3 separate regions of the Homo sapiens genome follow, and regions 2 and 3 are each linked to region 1. Evidence: chromatin loops called from intact Hi-C (ENCODE). Cell type or tissue: dorsolateral prefrontal cortex. All regions are shown on one strand.

Region 1 (2,500 bases):
CATCACTACTCTACCTCTGTTGAGCTGTGCCATCTTGGACTAGTTACACAGTTTCTCTGGGCCTCAATGTCATCATCTGTAAAATGAGATTATTAAGAGTTGTACCCAGTTGTGGGTACATAGTACCTAGCACATGCTCAGTGCTCAATGAATGGTGGTTGATGATGTCAAAAAGGAATTCTGACTTTCAGGCTCTGTCTATGTTGCTCTGTCCTTCCACTCCTCCCCATCCCACACATCCAAAGTATATCTTGTAATTGTGACCCTGGGTGTGCCTTGAAGGGTTTGGCTCTTTCTTTTTCCTATGCACTCCTCCTGGAAAACAGCAGACCTGCTGAGGCAACCAGCACAGAAACAGAGCTCGTGCCGACTCCCAACTGCCGGGGATACAAAGGGCTGCTAGGGAGATGGAGCAGGAAGCACAGCCCTGGAAGAGTGCACTGTCCCCCCAGCATCCGACAACCGGCCTCTCAGTGTGGAGCTCTGTGGGGCACAGTTGACGACTGTCACTCACATCCACTGACACCACCGTCTATGCCATTTGTCAGCAAGCAGAATGTCCTCATGTGGTTTGACCTGACTCTCTCAAGTCCTGGGGAACAAGGTTGCACCCTCCACATGAAAACAACCAGCTCAATGCACAGAGTCTGGTCAGATTCACAGCTGGAGTTTGCATCTGTCACCCACCACCCTGCAAGGTTCTATTCTTCAATTCGACCAAATAACTTGTAACTGGGGACACAGCCCAAACATGGAACCAGGAAAGGTCAAGGTTCCAAGCTACCTTCGAGATCATCTGATCCAATAACTTCATTGTTCTGGTAGGAAAAGCAAATCCCAGCGAGGGGACTTACCAGAGATCATACAGTTGGCCAGGGAGTGGCTCAAGGATCTAGGAGTAGCAGAGGCATCTTCACCCCCCCTCACCTGGGAGAAAACAGAACCACAAAGAGGGGGAGGTCGGCTGGTGGAGGGGACTGACACCGGTTGCATTTCAGGGGCTTCGCAAGGGGTAGAATGAGCACTGGACTGAGGGTTAGAAGACCAGGGTCCCCCACGTGTCTCTGCCTCGAATCAGCTGGGCCCCCGTGAGCTGTCACTTCCCCTCTCTTTGGGTCTCAATTCTCTCTTATAAAACGGAGCATCCCATCCACCTCTAAGAATGGGTTCAAGGAGCAGATGAAAATGTGTTTTGAAAATCCTGAGGCTCTACATATGTACAACCAAATTCTGCCCATCTACACAGCCACTTTTAGCTGTTGTCCCCAAGGCCTGGAAGCAGGCAGAGGGGAGAGTTAGGTAAGCTCTCTGAGCACATCCAAGGCTGGAGGGCTTCCCTCAGCAAAGGGGGCCCAGAGCACCAGGCTAAATCCATGTCATTCAAGCAGCGCTCAGGTTGTGTCTAAGCAGCTTTGATTTTAAAAGATTAGGAGGGCCGCAGGGTGGAAAGAAAAGTTGATGAGGCAACAAAGTCCTGCCCGCAGTACCACACTGCCCTCTGCAGGGTGTCTGTGAGAAGGCACCTCGGCTGGCCAGGTCAGGTTAATTCCGACTGCCCAGGGTCACAGATCCATTCCCGTGCCTCCACGCAGTGCAAGCCCTCTCCAAGTAGAAACAGGGATTGGGGGGGTGCTGCAACCACCCTCAGTAATCTGCTCTGTCTTCAAACAGCGCAGGCCTTTCTTGGTGTCTGGCCCGAATCTTCCTCTTGTCCTGACACCAACCATCTTCCAACCTGCCCTCCGAGGAGCCTGCCTTAGCGTCTCTTGCTTGTGACTCTAAAGCCAGGATTTAGAAGGTTCTAGAAAACAGAACAGCCCTGGCTCCTGCCCACCTCATTGTACCCTCTTTTCTCCAGAATAAGGTGGTTTCTCCATACCCTGGACATATTTTGGTCCTTGGAGAAAGCCCCCACACTGAAGGAGACGTGTCTTGCCTGAATCAACAGACAAGCCAGCGTCCTGCAGGTCTCAGTGATGAACCAAAAAGTCTGTGACTTTCACGAACATCAGACCCAATCTCCACAAATGATCTGGGATTGCGGGGGACATCCAGGGCCCAGAGCCTGCCCCCACGGCAACAAGGAATGTCCTCCAAGGCCCTCATGGCACCAGACCTTCCCCCTTCTCCATCCTCTCCCTGGCTGTGTGGTTCAGAGTGGGGCACTCTGCAGCTGGCTGACCAGCCTCCAGGCATGGGCTCAGGCCATGCTCCCTGTGTGCCCTGTGCAGACCCGGGGAGACGCTGCAGCCGGCCTGGCCATGTGACACGGGTGATTCACACACGCAGACGCCCAGACCAGTTTCTCCTTTCTTCCTCTCCCAGGCCATTACAAAAGGCACAGTCTCAGCACAGTGCTGCATTGTTCCCAGGGTCAGCAGAGGCTGGAAGCTGAGGGGAATTAGGAAGACAGGGAGTTGAGCAGCGTAGAGTGGTTTTCCATGCAGCATATGCACCTCGTGCAAGCCAAGCCCACTTCCTGTCTTGGCTCCAGCTCTGG
Region 2 (2,500 bases), 91 kb before region 1:
ATCCTGGCTTCATCACTGACTCATTGAATAGTGTTTCTGAAACTACCTTTCTCAATTTCTTCATTGTTAAATATAAAATAGCACTACCTAATAACACTGTGTTGTTGCAAGGATAAAATTGGAACAGATGCAAAGCATCTAGTACCCTGCCCAACACACAGCAGGTAGTCCGTAAGTGTGGGTTATAGACCTGCATTTTTCTTGGCAACTTGTAGGCAAGAGAGGTAACCAGTAGCCCAATGGTATGTCTCTGTGATTTGTACTTAGCATGAATACGTGGGTGAAGGCTTGTCTTCTCTCCCCATGGAAACCCAAGAGGAGACTTCAGAAGACTGTTAGCTCCCCACCCACCCCCACCTTTCTGGCACTGAATCCCATTCATTCCACAATGGCAGCTGTCCTGGGCCCCATCTAAGGTGCCTGACCCTTGGAAAGGGAGGCCCAGAGAGCAGTCATTACTTCTTTGCAGCTGTGGTCACAAAACCACGTAAGAAAGTGGGACACAGAGAGAGATTTAGTAGACTGGGCTGGGGGCAAGTGGCCAGGAAGCAAACATGTACTCAGCCAAAATGCCAAGTTCAGTAGCTTGAATAAAAACCATCCTAACCTCCAAGGCCCCAAGGTCACCATCTGGAAATGGAAAATCACCGTCAATAAATTACTATGGACCACAGTACTGTGGGATTTCAAAAGAAACTGGACTGCATGAGTTCAAGCTTGGGTTCTCCCTTTAGCTGCCCCTGTGTTCTACTCTTTGAAAGGATAAAAGGCTCTTGGTCCCAAATGGCGACTGTAAATGCAGTGGAAGCTGGGGTGAGTTGCTATGATGAGGGTGGGGTTGCCCTTAATGCCCAGTTCGATAGCTTGACACTAAGTAGAGGGCCAAAGCCCACCATTGCTATTTTCTTCCCCCTTGGCTTCCCAGTGGGCAAAGTTGGCAGATCAGGGAGCACCTGTATCCACTGTGGATCCCTGCTATCCCTCCAACCTCCACCCTGCATTCCCCAAGCCCAGAAAAGAGACGCCCTCCTCCCCTCTCTGCAGTCCCCTAGGAATCTTTCACAGGTGGTCTGAAGTATCACCTGCAACCAGAGTGCTGATGAACTTCTGTCTGCCCTGCTGGGCTTTGTACGGTCCCTGAGTCTGGTCACCCCAGGCCCAAGCAGAAAGCTAAAAAACCTGGTGTTGCAGACATGAAGACAATGGGCCTGCTGGGCTGAAAGCATTCCAGTCTCCCACGTTCAGTAGGAAGGGGTGTTTGGCAGGGAGGAAAGGTCATTAATGCAGACAGTTTATGTTTTCCCAAGCCAGCATTCCTCACAAACAGCTGTGTTTATACAGAACTAGAGGAGAGGGAGAGAGAGACAAGAGAAAGGACAGTGTCCTAGGGATGACATCATTCTGTCCTGTCTGCTTCGACTCCCACCACTGGTGGTGGGGGCTGGGGGAAACGGCAGCAGGCTGGTGAACGTGCTTGGTGTAAGTACATGCAGAGTGTTTATATGTGAGTGTGTTTATTAGATATATATTTTTCCTACTCTCCACTCTGCTCCTTCCCCACTGGCTCCCAGAGCATCCTAATACATTTTGCAGAACACTATTTTTCCTGTAACAGCAACCTCAGAGGAAGGCGAGATTCAGGGGCTCATGTTCACTCCTCCTAATCTCTTTAACAAACCCCCCTCACAGAAGAAAAGCCTGACAGGAGGCAGAGTCATTAAAGTGAATTAAAATGCATCCAAGGAGAGATTAGCCCCAAAAACCATTCCCATATCAGACAAAGGCCCCTTTCATGCAGACTCCAGCCGCCTGGAGTCCTGTAAGCAGAGATTAGGGAACAAATTCTCAGAACCTAGAAGCACTGGCTCTTCAGGAAACGGGCCAACACTTAACCTCCCCTGGATAGAATCTCAAGAACTCAGCTTCTGCTTAAACTACACTTCGGCTTCTTAAGGCCCTCACTGTAAGGGAAAGGGGCTCCACTGAGGCACATGGATTCTCCCCAGCCCCTCTTTGTTGAGCTAAGTCTATCCCTAACACAGTCCAGATAACCAAGGCCCTCACCTGTTCTGAAACTCAACCAGAGGACATAATGTGATCATTCCCCAGCCTTCTGCATCAGGGTATCAGGTAGGAGGTCCTTCCATGAATGGTCCAAGCATAGTCCCTTCTGCACCGCATCTGCAAATATCCTCCTGAGCACCTATTTTGGTTCAAGCTGAGACTTCTGTGATGTGCATGTGAAGAGATGACTGGATATGATTTCTGCTTTCAAGGTAACCAGTAGAGGCTGAGATCTGATGGAAAAAAATGCCTCCTCCACCCAGCCTCTGAATCAGCCAGTTTCCCATGACCAACCTGGGAATTCCTCATTGTTTTGGATCTCCCCACTTCCTTGTTTCATGCTCCTTTTCCCTCACTTCTCCTTGAGATCACTTTCCTACATAAGATATTCACATATATGAAGGTTAATATTATGTGTCAACTTGGCTGGGTCATG
Region 3 (2,500 bases), 550 kb before region 1:
ATGGCAAAACCCAAAATAAGGAATCATGACAAACAGTATGTACACTTGCCTCTCAGTTTTTTTGGATAGACTTCTTATGCTTCATTTATTCTGGAGAAAAATATTATTAGTACAAGAGCTGGGAAGCGGAACTGGGTTGAGGAAGCTATAATAAAGGTCAATTGGAAGAGAAAATAAGGAAGTGGGGGTAAGGAAGCCATCAAAGTGCATCAGTCGCTAATAGATGATTCCGTACTTCCTTTCTTAGGAAAGATTGGGGCATGTGGAAAACTGCTTGTCCATTTGTGCACTGCAGAAAGGGAGGGGGAGGAGACCCAGACTCCCTAAAAGGGGAAAAAACATCAGGGGAGAAGTGAAGCAGGTGTTTCCTGCTGCCTGTGCCTCAGAGGAAAGCTTGAAGTCCTGGGAGGGGGTTTTCCACAGCGGCACAAATCAGGGGAAGCCATATTTTTCCAGCAGCCTAATTCAGAGGTCAGACACGTCAGCCATCACCTCTCATGTTCATCTCTCTTTCTCTTGCTCTCTCTCTCTCTCTCTCTCTCTCTCTCTTTCTCTCTGTCTCTTTTCTCTCTCTTTCTCTCTCTCCCCTCCTAGGCTCAAAGATCTGAAAAACTAGTAAAAAGTTTATACAGAGGTAGCGTATAGACAATTTCTTTCAGTTTCTCTCTACCCTCCTTTTTCAGGTTATCTGCTTTTTTTGTTTACTTGTCCATGTCAATCAATCTTTATTTTATTTTTCTCTTTGTACTTAATGGGAGTGTTCATATTAATGCCTAGCATGTGCCTTTCTTCATTTAAAATAAAAAGGAAAACAAAAGATAAAGTGAAATATCCAGCAGTATATTATCTTGAACTTGCACAATGTGACACTAAAAGGTACTGGGCCATTTAGCTCTGCTCCTCTACAGAATTAGTTATAAAACCAAGACATTTATGGAAAGCAATTTTTAATGATACATTGATATGTTAGCTATGTCTTTTAAAATTACTCTCTCTCTGTCACCCCTTCTCCTTTTTCTCTCCCTCTAACAGTAAAGTATCTAGGAAAATAACAGTAAAATTGGTGTGTGTATGTGTGTGCTCACATGCACATCATGTGAAAACATTTGAAAACAACTCAATGATTTAAAAATATATACTTGTCTATTTTAGATTAAGTCAGAGTAAAAAGAGAAAAAAGGGAAGCAGGAGGATGAAGGGAATGAGGAAAAGAGAAAACGAGAGGTAGAAAAGAGAGAGGAGAAAGGAAGGAGATGAGTTGGGGCACTCAAATACAAAGAGAAATCGCCATATATCATCCAGATGTTTTGTCTACAGCAGACCAAACATCAGGCTTTCGGGAAACATTTGGAAGACACAATGCTCCTTTCACTACACAGACAACTGTTGACAGTCCTATCGCCTCCTTCCCTGCGTGTATGTGTCTATCCCTTTCAAGCCTTTTTGTGGTCAAATTATAAAGGCCTGTTTAGTGGGTGGGGTGACGTCACACTGACCACAAAAGCTTATATTTCCTGCTACTAAATACACAGCCCCTGCTGACGAAGTGATCATTACAGAGAGAGCTTGTTCTGCCGAGGTCACCCCAAAGTGGGGATGAAGGCACTGGGGCGGGGGCTCGGTTGAGAGAGCAGAGCCATTATTCCCAAGTGTGTCTGCCTGCCTGCTGATCCTCATCTTGCTAGAACCAAAAGATGAAAATAGAAGTCTCTTTGTGCTTCCTCCAGGCCTTTGTCTCTAAGGATGCTGGGGCACACTGGGACACAACATGGTGGGAAAAAGGAAAAGACAAAAATTCAGGTCTTTGATTCCAGTTTCCTCATTTATAAGCTCAGTGATTTTACCTCTCCGGGTTGAATCCTGAAAATCTCCGTTTTACTAAAGAGAAAAGAACCTCATCCAGGGATCACACGGGAGCATGTATTTTAAAGTGACTGGTTTTAGTTTTGAGGGCAGCTGCTATCTTATAGTGATTTCTTTAGTGTTCCCACTTTCCTTGTGCTGATTACAAACGGTGGTTCTCTCTTCTGAGAGGAGAGAGTAAAGGGTAGGTTTTGTTTTTACGCATTTCTTTCTATTTTATTTATTTATTTTTGCAGAGGTCATGGGTGAACAATTTTTTTAATGAAGGAAAATAAATGAATTAACGTGGTGACTTGTCCAGTTAAGCCAAAGAAGCCACACCAAGTGTTAGAGGACCACAGAGGAACCAGAGAGGATCTGGGTAAGATCTCACAGGAAGAGTAGCATCTGGGTTGGGTGTAGTGCATAGGAGTTTGGCAGGCAGAGGGTTATGATCATAATTACCATCCCCAGGAACCCCTAAGTATCCCCTGGCATTAAACCAGAGTGGTCTGAGGCCTTATGTTGTAAGTCCTTGGCACTCCAAACCTCAGATGAAACAAAAATTGATGGATGTGCTTTTTGAATAGTTCACTCAATCAGGTTAATTTTGACGTTTAAAGAAGCAGAAAACCACTGCTCAGCCAAGATCCTGCAG

Evidence for each region. A loop is a pair of places that touch in the nucleus more often than their neighbours do. Peaks named below come from ENCODE experiments on the same cell type or tissue, not always from the same donor. Only the 100,000 strongest peaks of a DNase experiment are listed, where the experiment ranks them.
Region 2: it touches region 1 in a loop (8-fold over the local background); 3 of 110 quality-filtered maps call a loop at or near these places.
Region 3: it touches region 1 in a loop (18-fold over the local background); 30 of 110 quality-filtered maps call a loop at or near these places.

Annotation. Positions count from the first base shown.
Region 1 is chr2:217,712,175-217,714,674 of GRCh38, forward strand. The region is part of intron 2 of DIRC3 (disrupted in renal carcinoma 3); the gene reads right to left. Among named protein-coding and RNA genes, the nearest start is that of DIRC3, 77 kb to the right of the region's middle. RefSeq lists an enhancer at 1,551-1,600. In dorsolateral prefrontal cortex, CTCF peaks have their summits at 1,499 (motif pointing left), 1,701 and 2,402; DNase peaks (open chromatin) are centred at 1,507 and 2,277; H3K4me3 peaks cover 978 bases; H3K27ac peaks cover 1,482 bases.
Region 2 is chr2:217,621,087-217,623,586 of GRCh38, forward strand. The region is part of intron 2 of DIRC3 (disrupted in renal carcinoma 3); the gene reads right to left. Among named protein-coding and RNA genes, the nearest start is that of DIRC3, 170 kb to the right of the region's middle. In dorsolateral prefrontal cortex, no CTCF peak of the experiment used is centred here; DNase peaks (open chromatin) are centred at 1,218 and 1,417; H3K4me3 peaks cover 439 bases; H3K27ac peaks cover 1,190 bases.
Region 3 is chr2:217,161,257-217,163,756 of GRCh38, forward strand. No RefSeq gene overlaps it. Among named protein-coding and RNA genes, the nearest start is that of DIRC3-AS1, 120 kb to the right of the region's middle. RefSeq lists an enhancer at 190-484. In dorsolateral prefrontal cortex, a CTCF peak has its summit at 1,396; a DNase peak (open chromatin) is centred at 1,525.